Linked DNA regions of Homo sapiens: region 1 is linked to region 2. A link is an interaction called in ENCODE POLR2A ChIA-PET data of the cell type or tissue named here. Cell type or tissue: Panc1. All regions are shown on one strand. Links, peaks and the distances in the headings refer to the core of each region. The heading gives the core; the rest is flanking DNA.

Region 1 (8,228 bases), core at 3,027-5,526, 320 kb before region 2:
CTGTGCTTAACATCTGGTTTGGGATTTTAAAAAAATTCATTTGGAAGCAAAAGTGAACTGGATTCTTCCCTCTGGAGCTCTGGGAGACAGAAGAGTGTTCTTTGCATTCTTCAGTGCGTGGCCCAGTTTTCTTGTGGGGCCAGGCTTATGTTCGACAGTCCCCAGGGACCCTGCAACAACTGCAATAGTCCTAGCCTTCCAGTAAAGGCACTTTGGGATCTGTGACGAGGCACCAGGACTACTGTACAGGGCTCCCTGCTCTGCCTGCTGCCAGAGTCTTCTGCGGCCACTGCCTGAGTTTGAGGGGAGTCAGGGTGGTAGACAACTGACAGGTATATAGAGTTACTGAGACAGCTCCCAGAAATGCCCCAGAGTGCTGGGGCCCTGGTTCTGGATTTTCTATGTGCAGTCCCCAGGGTTCAGACCTTTACGTCCAGGCCTGGAAAATAAAAAATGCAGTTTTCCTTTTGGTTCATTCAATGAAGCCATCTTTCAACATCTTTTCTGCACCCCTGGATCTCCTCAAATTCTTCCTTCCACTCCTTTGGGGAAGTCAACCTTGCAGTCTAGAACTCATCCATGACTTAATCATCGTTAGTGCCTCCCCTCCCTCCCTCCCTCCCTTTCTCCTTTCTTCCTTCTTCTTTCCTTTCTCCTTCTCTCCCTCCCTTCCTCTCTGAAACTCTTTTGTTTCTCTTTCTTTGTTCTCTGCTAAATTTCCCATCTCTGTCCCACTTTCCAAGCCTGGAGTCTTTCAGAAGACCGTATGGGTTGTTCTAGAGCAGCACTGCTTAATAGAGATACAATGTGCAGCACATGTATAATGTGAAGTTTTATAGTAGCTGCATTTTATTTTATTTTATTTATTTTATTGTTTTGAGATGAAATCTCAGTCTGTCACCCAGGCTGGAGTGCAGTGGTGCGCTCTCTGCTCACTGCAACCTCCACCTCCCAGGTTCAAGCGATTCTCCTGCCTCAGCCTCCTGAGTAGCCAGGATTACAGGCGCCTGCCACCAGGCCCGGCTACTTTTTGTATTATTAGCACAGATAGGGTTTCACCATGTTGGCCCGGCTGGTCATGAACTCCTGACCTCAAGTGATGCACCTGCCTTGGCCTCCCAAAGTGCTGGGATTATAAGCATGAGCCGCTGCGCCCGGGGAAGCTACATTTTAAAAAGTGAAAAGGAACAGATGAAATTATTTTAATAACATTTATTTAAACCAGTATATTTGGGTATTATTTCAATGATAGTATCACTTCAATATGTAATCAATATAAAAGCTGAGAGATATTTTGCATTCTTTTTGTCATGCTAAGACTTTGAAATCCTGTGTGTATTTTATACTTATAACACATCCCAATTTGGACCAGCAGCATTTCTTTTTTAAAAAAAGTCTTCTTGTATTTTTAACGGACAAATGATAACTGTATATTTACAGGATACAATGTGATGTTTCAAGACATGCACACATTGTGGAATGATCCTATCAGCAGAGCAGCCACTTTTCAAGGGCCCAGTAGCCACATGTGGTTGGTGGTGGCCATATTGGACAGTACACATGTAGAGACTAATTTGCCCCCACGTTGTTGTGGCAAGGATTGATAATTACCTCCCGATGTTTCTTTTCCCTTCCAGTTTAATAATAGAACTTCAGTTGTTAGGTTTTATTTCTTAGCTTCCCATGCAGGCCGGTGTGGCCACGAGACCAAGTTCAGGTCAACGAGATGTAAGTGACAGCTCAAGATTCCACCGTTCTCCTTATGGGGGAAAGAAGTGTTCTTTGTCAGCTCTACCCTGTGTTTAACATCTGACTTGGGATAAAAGATCTTTACAGAGGAAGAATAAGCTGACTTCTCTCCTCTGGACTTTGAGAGAGAAGAGTGTTCTTGGTCTTGTTTCCTCAGTTGGACTGAGCCCTGAAATGCCTTCACAGAACTGCCACGGCAGCCTTGGGCTCTTAGCCCCTGTACTTCTCTGTGGGAGAAATAAACTTCTGCCTTACTGAGGCCATGAGTATTATGAGCTTTTTTAATGCTCCTAATCTGAACTGATTCATTTCCATAAGACAGTTTTTGCCTACAACAAAATCAGTCACAGCAAGTAGCAGGTAACCTTGGAAAACACTTTGTGGCAATACTTTGCGTCTTATCTTACCGTGTCTGTCCTCAGAGATGTTCTGAGTGTCTCTACCCACACAGACTCTTTGACTCACTGAATAAGCATGAAAAGGGGGTTCTCTCATAGCCTCATTGAGAGAGAAACAGACTTACTGATCGGGATTGCCTGAAACTTTCTGCTGCTGTATGCTTTAGTGGGCGGAAAAAGGTCAGTGATATAGACCAAAGTTTTAGACTATATTTAACTTTCTTTAAGAGTTAAAGTTGAAAAACAAAATTTTCCTGGCTCACAAGGGTCAACTGGAACATCATGCTGCACACATCTGAGTGTCTGCTATCTCATTCTTTTTTTTTTTTTTTTTTTAGACAGAGTCTCAATCCATTGCCCAGGCTGAAGTACAGTGGCACAATCTCAGCTTACTGCAAGCTCTGCCTCCCAGGTACAGACTATTTTTTGCCTCAGCCTTCCGAGTAGCTGGGACTACAGGTGTGTGCCACCACACCTGGCTAATTTTGTATTTTTAGTAGAGATAGGGTTTCACCATGTTGGCCAGGCTGGTCTTGAACTCCTGACCTCGTGATCTCCCCGCCTCGGCCTCCCAAAATGCTGGGATTAGAGGTGTGAGCCACCGCGCCAGGCCTGCTATCTCATTCTTAATGAAAGGGTTTCCTCAAATTCTTTAGAACATGTGTCTTTGGCTGGGCCCACTGGGGGTTGGTGCCTGTAATCCCAGCACTTTGAGGCCAAGGCAGGAGGATCGCTTGAGCCCAGGAGTTCAAGACAAGCCTAGATAACATTGTGAGATCCCATCTCACTGTTTAAGAATTAACCAGGGGTGGTGGCACATACTTGTAGTTCCAGCTACTCGGGAGGCTGAGGCAGGAGGATTGCTTGAGCCTGGGAGGTCAATGCTGCTGTGAGCCATGGTCGCTGCATTTCAGCCTGAGTGATAGAGCAAGACTCTGGTCTCAAAAACAACAACAACAAAAAGAACATGTGTCTTTCAACTAGAAAGTGCTCCAAAGGCAATTCAGACCAAATAAAAGGGAAGATAAGGTGCAACGAGCAAAGTTGTGTTGAAGTGACTCTGGTAGATGCCACAGGTCATCTAGACAAGGAGCTTTTGTGACCAGAAGCCTTACTGCCCAAAGTGATCTACAGATTAAATACAGTCTCTATCAAAATTCCAATGACATTTATTTTTACAGAAATTGACAAAAAATCCTAAAATTCATATAGAACTATCAAAGACCCTGGATAGCCTGGGCAAGCCTGAGCAAAAAGAACAAAGCTGGAGGCATCCCGAACAGTATGGTACTGGTATAAAAAAACAGATACATATATCAATGGAACATAATACAGAGCCCAGAAATAAACTCAAGCACACACAGTCAACAAATTTTCAACAAGGACAGAAGAAGACACCATGAGGAAAGCACTGTCTCTTCAATAAATGGTGCTGAGAAAACTGGGTGTCTACATGCAAAATAAAATTGGACCCTTATCCGGCACCATCTACAAAAATCAACTCAAAGTGGATTAAATACTTAAGCAGAAGCTCTGAAACCATAAAAACTCCTACAAAAAGATTTGGGGAAAATCTCTTTGACATTGTTCTTGGCAATATATTTTTTTTTGATAGGACACCAAAAGCACAGGCAATAAAAGCAAAAATAAACAGGACTACATCAAACTAAAAAGCTTCTGCATAGCAAAGGAAACAGTATACAAAATGAAAATTTGGTCTACAGATTGGGAAAAAATATTTGTGACCCACATATCTGATAAGGGGTTAATATCCAAAATGTATAAGAACTCACACAACTCTGGGCAAAAGACTTGAATAGAGATTTCTCCAAAGAAGATATAAAAACAGCCAACAGGTGAAATGAAAAGTGCTCAACATCACTAGTCATTAGGGAAATGTGAATAGAAACCACAATGAGATATTATCTCACACCTGTTAGGATGGCTTTTACCAAAAAGTCATTAATCCTTCTTACAAAGAAATAGTAAAGGTGTGGAGAAAAGAGAATTCTTGTACACTGTTGGTGGCAATGTAGATTCGTACAGCCACTGTGGAAAACAGTATGGGGGTTTCCTAAAGCAAGTAGAAATAGAACTACCATATAACCCAACAATGCTTCTTCTGGGTATATACCCAAAGGAAATGAAGTCACCACCTCGTAGAAACATCTGCACTTCCGTGTCCATTGCATTCTTATTCACAATTGCCAAGGTATGGAAACAGTCAAAGTGTCGATCAACAGATGACTAGATGAAGAAATTGTGGCATAGATACACAATGGAATACTATTCAGCCTTAAAAAGAGCAGATCCTGCCATCTGTGACAACATGGATGAGCTTAGGGGACATTATGCTAAGTCAAATAAGCCAGACACAGAAAGAAAAATACTGCATGATCTTACTTTTAAGTGACATCTAAAAAATTAAATTCAATAAATTGAATAGGTAGAACCAGAAAGTAAAAGGACAGATACCAGAGGTGAAGGGAGCCTGGAGGCGAAGGGTCGAAATGGGAAGATATAGGTCAAAGCGTACAAAGTTGCGCCCTAACTGTTGAATGAATAAGTTTAGAAATCTAATGTACAACATGAGGACTACGGTTAATAATATTCTATTTTATACTGGTAATTTGACAAGAGAGTAGATTTTAGGTACTCTGATCACACACACACACACATACAGAGGAAAAGTAGCTATAGAGATAATGTACCAGTATATCAATTTACTTGACTATAGTGACCACCTCACTATGTATATGCATATCAAGATAAGTATATTGGCCAGGCACAGTAGCTCATGCCTGAAATCCCAACACTTTGGGAGGCAAAGGCAGAGGATTGCTTGAGTCCAGGAGTTCAAGACACTCCTGGGAAATACAGTGAGACCCCGTCTCTACAAAAAATTTAAAAATCAGCTGAGCATGGTGGTGCGTGTCCATAGTCCCAGCTCCTTGGGAAGCTGAGGCAGGAGGATTGTCTCTACAGAAAAAAAAATTAGTTGGATGTGGTGGCATGTGCCTGTAGTCTCAGCTACTCGGGGGCGCTAAGGTGGGAGGATCACCTGAGCCCAGGAGTTGGAGGCAGCAGTGAGCCATGGTTGCACTGCTATGCTCCAGCCTAGACAACAGAGTGAGGCTCTGTCTCTCACGGAAAAAAAAAAAGGTAAGTATATGAAAATATGCTGTACACCTCAAATATATTCAATTAAAAGGAATAAGAAAGTAAGAGGTAGCAATTTTTTCCATTTTCCATAGTTATAACATTGAGAATAAATTTAGTTCTGTTAATTGAAAAATAAAAATTTTAAAAAATAAGTCATTCGTTTTTTAAAAGTTCATTAGCAATTGTCTCTGTGACAGTCAGTTTATTTCCCTTGCACCTTTGTGGCTGAGGTTTCGTGTAGAGACAGGGGCCTAAGGAGGACCCTGAGTGGGTCCCCTGAAATGTGGACACAAAGCAACCACCAGTCCACATTCCTCGGTCCACAAGGATGTCACGTGAGACTTTTGCTAAGTGTCTTGCTAAAATAAGTCATTTCTGACTATGATATTTTCCTGCTCGTCCAGTGGAGTGCTATGGCATGGAAACAAGGTTGTCTGGCACGAGCTCAGATTTCGGGGAACTCATGAGAGTGCCTAGCAATCATTACTTTCTTTAATAAATACGCACAAAGCCCCTTCAATCATCTGTTCCGGAGTTTTGCTGAAGCTCAACATTAAATGTAACCAGCACACAGACCCGTAAGTCACCTTTCCTGTTGTGTTGGAAAATCTGGAACTCATTTACCCATCTCCGGTCTTTTGCTGTCTCTCCATTCCCCCCGGTTTCTCCGGTTCAGATGGTCCTGTGATCACATCTGCAAGTTCTTTCAGGACTCTGGGGTGCCATCTATCTAAGCCAACAGCCATTCCTGCTCTCATTTTAAGCAGTTAGATGCTCTCTTTGCCTGTGTCTTGGGTTGAAGATCATTCTGCTTGAGAGAGAAAACAAAAGCTTTGTCTTTTGTGCTGTTTTATCAGATACATTACATTTTTTCATTTACATTGATGATCTTTCTTTTTGTCTTTCCTGGTTCTATCAGGGCAAAATGTTATTCGCTGTCCCATATATACTTTACACTGCAAAATCTCATTAAGTAGATATCAGTTTAATTCAAGATATACTATCCAGAGCTGCAAAGATTCCCTTGCTGACTATAGGATCCATTGATATGATAGATTAATTTGTATTATTATAAACATACTGAAGGATTCCACATGTAGTTCTATTTTTCCCTATTCCTTTGAGTTTTGAATTAATCTTGAGTCTTTGTCATATATTACCAACGTTTTTAAATGAGTATCAGAAGTAACATACATCATGTACTGAATCACACCATTCTGTTCTCCATAAATGATGTCAGTATCAGAAGGTACATATTTCTTTCTCTCCATGCTTCCTGTCCAGTGAACATGTTTACCTGCCCATTCATGGCTGATCTATCAGATCTCTGAACACCAAAGAAGGCCTGCAAAACCTTATACATTGGCCTCTTCGAGGACCAAACCAACTGAAAACCTGTATTGGCTGCGTGAGTCCCAGCTCCCATGAGGGATGTCACCCAGCCACCTGGTGCTGATGCTGTGCACTGCTGCAGGGGAGGCCTCTGCTTCCTCCAAAGCTGGTCAACTCTCAGTGTAGGATTTCCACCGAGGGGCACGGCAGCACAGCACTTTCCTAAGGGTGTTGCAGAAATAACCCAAGAATCATCCCCCTTTCCTCCCATTGCTGCCTGTTCTTCAGTGCATTTTTACATTTGGCTGTGGCGCCTCAGCCATTGCAAGAAAGGGAGTCTGGGAGAAGGCTAATGGGAGAGAGGCCCCTTATAACTGCTTCAACCTGAGCAGATTTATTCCTATTTTCAAAACATATATTTGTTGTATTAGTCAGAGTTGCTCAGAGAAACAAAATGAATAGATGATAGGTAGATGGATAGATAGATAAATAGATGCAAAGGACATGTTAGAGGAATTGGCTCGCCTGATGATGGAGGCTAACAAGTCCCTTGATAGGCCATCTACAAGCTGGAGAATGTGAGGTGCCAGTAACATGGCTCAGTCCAAGTAAAAAGGCCTCAGGACCTGAAGGCCACTGGTACAAGTCCTGGAGTACAAAGGCCAGAGAGCCTGGAGTTCTGTCTAAAAGCAGAAGAAGAGCGTTTCCCAGCTCCAGAAGAGAGACAGAGAGACCAATTTGCCTTTCCTCTGATTTTGTTCTATCTAGGACTCCAGCCGATTGGATGGTGCAAATTTTCCCCACTTAGGCATGTCAGACTGACACGCCAGTCTCCTCCGGAAACACCCTCACTGACACACCCCAGAATAATGCTTTGTCAGTTCTTTAACTTGACACCTAAAATTAGCCATCACCTTTGGCATCCTTGAAAGACTGTGTTTCAAAAAAAATCCTTCAAGATGGTTTATAGTAATAACTATCTTTGGAGGCTACTCATATCTGCCCCCCCCACTTAAAGGCGGCAGGTTTCGCAAGTAAAAATACATGATGTTCAACTGAATTTGAATTTCGGATATGTAATAAAGTTTTTTAGGATTAGTATGTCCCATATTTTTCACAGGACATATCTATACTGAAGAATGATCAGTTGTTTACGTGAAATTCCAAGTCAGCTGGCAGTCCTTCCCCATCCCAGTGAACCGGCAGCCCTTTGTCCCACTCCAGAGCCTGACAAAGCTTGCCTTGTCTCACCGACCCCTGCTGTGGAAGAGCCCTGCGTCCTTCAGCAGCAAAGTAGGGCCACGCCCCTCGGGCCCGGCCTCTGGCCTCCGTCACGCTCCCTTCTCACTGCCGCTCCAGGCCTCCCGGACCCAGGTCACCTTCGCTTGGATTATAAGAACCAATGCCCCTTTTAGGCTTCCGGGGCAGGCTGACTTCCATTGCTCTTTATCCCCGGAAATGACCGCACATCAGCCTTCCCAGCTCTAAGCTGGGAAAGAAAATCCTTAAGTGATTTCCCCAGTAGAGGCTCTTAGCCGGGACTGCCGATCTACAGCTGGCCGGGGTTAGGGGTGAGGGTGGCGGGGG
Region 2 (8,228 bases), core at 1,905-4,404:
AATAAGCTACTGCAGTGGTACCCTACAGTTTTGTTTCCCGCATTCCTATCACCTTTGCTCACTTCATCCACTCCAGCGGCCTCATCCTCCAGCTGACTCATCCATGCCACCCATCCCCACCTCCATCTGACCCACTCCATAATGTGCCCTCTAACAGGGCTTTCCATTAAGGCCTTTGCAGTGGTGTGCTGGTAAATGTTTAACAACAGGCTCTCTGAAGAGGGGCAGAGGGGATTTCTCCTTTGTAGCATTTGCTGTTTTCCATGGTGTAAATACTGCCACATGACTTTTTTTTGTACCAACCAACTTGATGTCAACCAGCTGAAAAAATTATTAAAACTTTCATAGTCAGCTCTCATGAGCCAATATTGATACAGGAGTTAAGAAGAAATTACTTAGGCAGATAGTGAGGGTACGGAAGTCCTTGGTAATGTTTTCCTTTGAATGAAAAGCAGCCCCAGACTATTTGTTTTCCTTTTAATGAAAAGCAGCCCCAAACTATTTTCCTTTCTAACAAACAGCAGCCTGTAAGATCAAGCTGCAGACATAGATGCCGGCAGTTGTGCCAATCATGTTCAAAATGGCAGTCCCATCTTTCCTCTGCCAGCCGCGTGTACAGCAAGGAGCAGACAAGATGGCGCAGCCCAAGGAGAAAGTTTATTTGCGTAATAAGATTAGGGTGGGGCAACCAGCCTTCCCTGCTCGCTATGTAAATGTCACACTTAATTGAACCAATCTGTGAGCATTATGTAAATCAGACACCGCCTCCTCAAACCTGACTATAAAATCTGGCACATCCACCACTGGCAGGTCCTCTCGGAAGACCCTTCTCTCACTAGAGAGAGCTGTTTTCCTTTCTTTTTCTTCCTCCTTCTTTTGCCTGTTAAACTTCCGCTCCTAAACTCCTCATGAGTGTCCATGTCCTAAATTTTCCTGCCGCGAGATGACAAACCCTGGGTATTTACTCCAGACAATGTAGCAGCTTCAGTATAAGCTGGCTTCAAGGTCCTACAAAAACCCCTTTTACAATGAGCAACTTCCTTCTTTCACACCTCTGCCTTAAGGGAACCAAGGATTTTTCCTTGGTAATACCATTACCCTCAAGACCTTGCCAATTTGAGGCTACTTCTCCTGTTTTTTTTTTTTAGAAGAAATTGTGAGGTCAGTATACACAAACAAACAAACATTAACCAATTAATTAGAAAAAGTACTCTTCTAATTAATTTAAAGCATTTTCATGGTTTAAAATCCCAAATTCAACAGGGTAGTCACTGAAAACTCTCTCTCCTATCTGCGTTTCCAATCACCAGATTTCTCTCCCTGAATGCAATCAATGTTCTCAGTTTTCATGTGTATTGACATACTTTTTCTTTCCCCTTGCCCTTTATGGATGCATTTTCTGTTGCCACCACCCTTTAAACTCTTATTTTGAGGCTAATTCCACTCATACAGTTTTCTCTATTATCTACTAACTTCCAGGATATTCCTGGAATATCTTCTGTAGCGACTTCAGCCCGTTTCATTGGGCTTTCTATCCCATCCTCTGAGATTTCAACATTCATGTTTATGGTCTCACAAATTTCCCCAGCTTCAAGACTCTTTATCTCCAGTTCCTCAACCACCAGTTGAGGAATTGAACCACCAGTTCCATTTCTAAATTATGGAAGAGTCAAGAACTCCTTTGATAACTATCCCTTTATCCTACACCGTAATCACTCCTTCACGTCCACTGAATCTGCCATAGGGCCATTTGTGAACACTAGCCTGGCTCCATTTTGCCCCAGTGAATCAGCTCTCTACTGGTTTCATTTATTGTCTTAACCTGACCCACACCCTCAAAACTAGCCATTCCAACAAGAGAATTCTCTGTCCTCTTCCCTACCAGTTATATCCATTCTAAAATTACTCATTACCTGTACTGTATATTCCTGCAGCAGTTCTGAAGACATTTTTGTGCTTAAAAGCCTTCAGCGGCTTTCTAGGAATTTAATCCAGAATTCTCAGCTAAATAGACAGAGATCCATGTTTCTAGCGTGCCTATGACCATCCACTTCAGGGATCCAGTGCTCAGCCACATCCAGCTACTTGCTCTCTTTTTCTTTTTTCTTTTTTTTATTTGAAACGGAGTCTCACTCTGTCGCCCAGGCTGGAGTGCAATAGCACGATCTTGGCTCACTGCAACCTCTGTCTCCCGGGTTGAAGCAATTCTCCTGTCTCAGCCTCCCAAGTAGCTGGAACTACAGGTGCTTGCCACCATGCCCGGCTAATTTTTGTATTTTTAGTAGAGATGAGGTTTCACCATGTTGGCCAGGCTGGTCTCGAACTCCTGACCTCAAGTGATCTGCCTGCCTCAGCCTCCCAAAGTGCTGGGATTACAGGCGTGAGCCACTGTGCCCGGTGGGTTTTTTTTTTTTTTTTTTTGAGATGGAGTCTAGCTCTGTCGCCCAGGCTGGAGTGCAATGGTGCAATCTTGGCTCACTGCAACCTCCATTTCCCAGGTTCAAGCGATTCTCCTGCCTCAGCCTCCCGAGTAGCTGGGAAGACAGGTGTGTGCTACCATACCTGGCTAATTTTTGTATTTTTAGTAGAGACAGGGTTTCACCATGTTGGCCAGGCTGGTCTTGAACTCCTGACCTCCAGTGATCTGCCTGCCTTAGCCTCCCAAAGTGTTGGGATTACAGGCGTGTGCCAGTGTGCCCAGCCTACTTGCTCTTGTTTTAACATACCTTGGCCTTTCCCACCTCCAGGTCATTTGTTTGATGATTCCTTCTGCTTGGAATTATCTCTCTATCTCTGCCTATTGAATTCCCATAGATTCTTTAAGACCCAGCTCAAATCACATCTCCTTCACGTTTTCTCTCATTTCCCCATCTCTCCTTTACCGTTGTGTTTGCTTACTTATTTTATAAAGCAAAGCATGTTCTGCTTAATATGATCGTTGTTTTTGTGTCTTATCTTCCTAATAGGCTGAACTTCTTGAGGATGCTTGTATTTGTTCTTAGAGTCCCCATTACATTAAATAATTGCTTTATGGCTTTGGATAAAATACATTTACAATTTCTTTTCCAAGAACGAACAAGGATCAGAAAGCAAAATAGGGCAAAATAAACATTACAATGTTCTGATAGGTTATTATACCACACAACTTAATTCTCAAATTTTATAGAAATGCAGAATAGGATTTTTCCCTCCCCTAGTTATTACAGAAATTATTCTTTTCTACCCAAATATAAAACAAAGCTCCAGTAAAAGAAGGTGTGAACACTTGTTTCTGCTATGCATCGCAATACATGGGATGTTTATATGGCAAATGCATGTGTGGGATGTGTCCTGCATTTATATATGTTGGGGGGAAATTCTTAGCTCACAGAGGATAGTGAATGAAGAGGAACAGCTATAACTATCACTGGTTCTTCTTCTTCTTCTTTTTAAAAAACCAGTTAATTAATTATTTTTAGAGACTGGATCTTGTTATGTTGCCCAGGCTGAGCTCACACTCCTGGGCTCAAGCAATCTTCCTGCCTTAGCCTCCCAAGTAGCTGGGATTACAGGCGCATGCCACTGTGCCTGGCTGTGTTCTTGATCAACAAGGCCCCCGTGTCTTTGCAGCAAATATTGGTTTCTCATTTTCCCTCCCCACCCCCTACTCCCACCCCCATGGATTTTTTATCTTTTCAGAAAAGCTCTTGTTGACCTCCATTCTCTTATAATTATTCCTTAATTCTGTACTAGTTGGTTTTCCAACATAAAAAACAGTGAAGTCTCTGTAATTATGAAACTACTTGTGTGACATGACACTACTTGTCAGCATTCTTTCTGTTGCGAGAATGAATAGCAACTTTGACTTCCCAAAAAACACAGCTCTAGCTTGAATACACTGAACATGTGTAGCCGCGCCAAGAATGACTAAGTACAGACTACCAGCAATGAGCACTTGATGATCACCTGCAGTTTTCATCATCCCCTTCTGTTCAGCCACCCCAGTGGCCTACCTCTTATGGGTCACTGCAACACACAGGCAGCAGGCAATAGAGAGTATATGGGCTACTAGATAGGGCCGATGAGCTCCGTGGTAGTTTGGCTCTAAGAAAGACAACAGGCCAGGCACAAGTGGCTCACACCTATAATCCCAGCACTTTGGGAGGCTGAGGTGGGAGGATTGTTGAGCCCAGGAGTTTGAGACCAGACTGGGCAATGTAGTGAGACCGTGTTGCTAAAGAAAAGAAAGAAAGACAACAAAGGGACATGAAGTATCATTATGGTTTTCTTTTTCTTTTCTTTCTTTCTTTCTTTCTTTTTTTTTTTTAAATAGAGATGGGTTCTTGCTATGTTGTTCAGGCTGGTCTTGAACTCCTGGACTCAAATGGTCTTCCCACTTCAGCCTCCCAAAGTGTTGGGATTACAGACGTGAGCCACCATGCCCAGCCATGGGTTTCTTACTAGGTGGTGGAGCTATTTCCCACGAGAATAGCATGAAATGTGAACCATTTCTCAAGAGAATAGCATGGCCATTCTTCACCAGGGGTCTTGGTCGAGGTTGTAGAATCTGTGTGGCCCTCCTCTCTCTAACGGTTGGCAAAATGGTGATAGGCCAGTAGGTGACAGGACAGCCTGGCTGGACATCTCCATCTGTCATCTCTGTTATGGTTGGGACCTCAGAAGGGAGCGAAACAAAACCAAAAGTCATTCCAAATTGCTTAGGGTTAATTGAAGGAAGCCACAGGAAGAGCAGCTATGAACTCTGTCCTCAGGGCATCCACAGAGTGTGGGGACCTGGAGAAGGAGCAGTGGCAGCCACAGGCCTGAGGGCAGAAGGAAGGGGTACAGGTGAGTACAGTGATCACAGAGTCTCAGCTTTCTGAGAAAGTCATGATTTTACCTAATCTATTCTGTTGTCAGACATGTTCTGTTCTTTAACCCTCAATGCTTAGCCATTGAAAATTTGGAGGCCGGGCGTGCTGGCTCACGCCTGTAATCCCAGCACTTTGGGAGGCTGAGGTGGGCAGATCATGGAGTCAGGAGATCAAGACCATCCTGGCTAACATGGTGAAACCCCTGTCTCTACTAAAAATACAAAAAAATTAGCTGGGCGTGATGGCGGGCACCTGTAGTCCCAGCTACTTGGGAGGCTGAGGCAGGAGAATGGCGTGAACCCGGGAGGCGGAGCTTGCAGTAAGCCGAGATCGCGCCACTGCACTCCAGCCTGGAAGACAGAGCGAGACTCCGTCTCAAAAAAAAAAAAAAAAAAGGAGGAAAAATACTGTTTGACTCATGACTCATGGTAGTGTTTTTCACAAACAAATGCTATCATTTGCACACTTGGGCCTAGGAAGAATGAAGAAGCCTGAATCTATGCTGCAAACTCTGGTTTCCACAAGCCTCGTGAAAGATGAAGAAAGAAGGCTAAGAAGGCTTCCTCCCAATGGGATGATGGTAAGTCTGAAATCCCAGTTGATCTGGTGAGATATGAAAAAGGGTGAGATAATTGTGCTGAGAAATCATCTCAGTTTACAGGCACGCACATCTTCAACACAAAATGGAGGCTGATGAGAGTTCAGTTCAATGACTGTTTCCAACACTAGAGTGGGGCTATGAATTGGCATCATCCTAGAGAAATTTCAAGTGGCTTAAGTGGACTTGAAAACAGTACTGTCCTCTCACTTTTTGTCATTTAGTTTCTTAGAGTCAGAGATAATGTCTAAAAAAGGGCATTTCTCATAATAATTTGTGACCAGGAGAATCAATAAAAAAGGATTTCCCTTGCCAGGATTTTCAGAGAGAAAACTATGCTTACAGTCCACAGAATGACAAATATTCATTGTGTGATGCTAATAAAAGTGTAAGGCATTTTAAAATTCAAGGGTATTTTCTTATAACCATCTTCTTCAAAGAACTTTGATCTCTAGTTACCTTATATGATTGAAAACAATGACTAAATGAAATGCTTGTCTCCTCCAAGAATGGAATATAAAGTATTTACATAAATCGATATTGCTGGAAAAAAATCTGCAGATTCCTTATGCTTGGGTTCACATGAAATAAGTAACTTTCTTCCCCAAAAAGCCAGCTGTGTGATTACTAAGAGACCAAGTCACATGGTTTGGATCTGTGTCCCCCTCCAAATCTCATGCTTAGTTGTAATCCCCAATGTTGAAGGTGGGGCCTTGTGGGGAGTGATTTGGTCATGGGGATGGTTTCTCGTGAATAGCTTAGCACTATCCCTTCTTGATATTGTCCTCATGATAGTGAGTGAATTCGTGTGAGATCTGGTCATTTAAAAGTGTGTGGTGGCTGGGCGCCGTGGCTCCCAGCACTTTGGGAGGCTGAGGTGGGTGGATCACTTGAGGTCAGAAGGTTGAGACCAGCCTGGCCAACATGGTGAAACCCTGTCTCTACTAAAAATACAAAAATTAGCTGGGTATGGTGGCACATGCCTGTAATCCCAGCTACTTGGGAGGCTGAGGCAGGAGAATTGCTTGAACCTGGGAAGCAGAAGTTGCAGTGAGCTGATATTGCACCACTGCACTCCAGCCTGGGTGACAGGCGAGACCCTGTCTCAAAAAAAAAAAAAATAAAAAAAAATAAAAATAACGAACGAACTAACTAATTAACTAAATAAAATAAAAGTGTGTGGCACCTCCCCCTCACACCTCACACTCCCTTGCTCCTGCTCTGGCCATGTGATGCACCTGCCCCCTCTTCACCTTCCATCATGATTGTAAGTTTCCTGAGGCCTCCCCAGAAGCTAAGCAGATGCCAGCATCATGCTTCCTGTTCAGCCTGCAGAACCAAGAGTCAATTAAACTTCTCTTCTTCATAAATTACCCAGTCTCAAGTATTCCTTTATAACAATGTGAGAATGGACTAATACACATGGCCTTTTTGGAAAAGCTCTAGATATAAAGTCTGAGGCCAGAGGTTTAGATGTGTGGTACAGAAAATACACGAGAAAAGAAGTTGGGCCCGATCCTCTCTCTGTTTCTGATTTTTATAAAGATGCTATTCATTTATGAGTCAGAAGGCCTAGATTCAAGTCCTGACTCTCTCTAAGAAGGTGTTTGGCTATGGTTAAGTTATTTTGGTCTTAGTTGTGTAATCTGTAGTGAGGCAGCTACTCTAGATGAACTCAAAGTTCCTGTCGGCTGTAGCCCTCTGAGGACTGGTGTGGGGTGTAGGCACTGGCCTCTAACTGGGTTCTAGGGAAAGCACTGATAACACAGGACTCCTAGAGCATCCTCATTATTTATAAGCATTATTTGATTGATTGAAGACTAGTATCCAAAGCTTGTTTTCTTTCTTTCTTTTTTTTTTTTTTCTGAGATGGAGTCTTGTTCTGTTGCTCAGGCTGGAGTACAGTGGCATGATCTCAGCTCACGGCAACCTCTGCCTCCCAGTTCAAGCAATTCTCCTGTCTCAGCCTCTTGAGTAGGTGGGATTACAGGCGCGTGCCCTCACGCCTGGCTAACTTTTGTATTTTTAGTAGAGTTGGGGGTTTCACCATGTTGGCCAGGCTGGTCTCGAACTCCTGACCTCATGATCCACCCGCCTCAGCCTCCCAAAATGTTGGGATTACAGGTGTGAGCCACCGCACCCGGCCATATCCAAAACTTTGAGGAAGAAAATCCATTGAGTGGTATGTTTCCTACTGAGTGCTCTTACTGATCAGTTACAGAGAAGGAGCTGATGGTAGATGAAATCAGGTGAGAAAAGGTCAAACATCAAGAGAACACATCAAGAGATGTAGAACACATCAAGAGATCAATTTAGTATCTCTTTATAATAAACAACCCAAACCAAAAATACCAACAATATATAAGCAAGAACTGTTCTGATACAATCCTGTAAAAATAGCTTTATTAAAACCTAGCCTGAAGTTTTACAGAGAAAAGATTAGACTTAGAAAGCCTCCAAATCTATCAAGAGAGAAACTTTTTTTTTAAAATCTCTATTTGGGATGATAGACGATGCATTTCAGTTTCAGAGAACCAGCTAAAAACCAAGGATGAAATAATAAGTGCTCAAGTGGGCTAGAAATAAATATAGCTGCTGTTTTCCCTATATGAGGGATGTGCAGCAGTAATGAGGCTCAGACAAAGGATTATCATCATAGAGAGGAAATGAGGCATTAAGCAAATAATTAAAGAGTATTAAATCATCTCAGAACACTTGTAAGACTGTAAAAGGCAAACATCGTTAGCAGTATTGTTGAGAAATGATGGTAAGAAAAA

The links. ChIA-PET counts read pairs that join two places held together with the same protein. Peaks named below come from ENCODE experiments on the same cell type or tissue, not always from the same donor. Only the 100,000 strongest peaks of a DNase experiment are listed, where the experiment ranks them.
Region 1: POLR2A ChIA-PET joins it to region 2 with 5 read pairs; 7 of 35 experiments call an interaction of 5 or more read pairs at or near these places.

Annotation. Positions count from the first base shown.
Region 1 is chr18:3,352,506-3,360,733 of GRCh38, forward strand. No RefSeq gene overlaps it. Among named protein-coding and RNA genes, the nearest start is that of LINC01895, 6.1 kb to the left of the region's middle. In Panc1, for the core only: no CTCF peak of the experiment used is centred there; no DNase peak of the experiment used is centred there; H3K27ac peaks cover 1,064 bases.
Region 2 is chr18:3,675,559-3,683,786 of GRCh38, forward strand. All of the region lies in intron 7 of DLGAP1 (DLG associated protein 1), which reads right to left. Among named protein-coding and RNA genes, the nearest start is that of DLGAP1-AS6, 27 kb to the left of the region's middle. In Panc1, for the core only: no CTCF peak of the experiment used is centred there; no DNase peak of the experiment used is centred there; H3K27ac peaks cover 1,605 bases.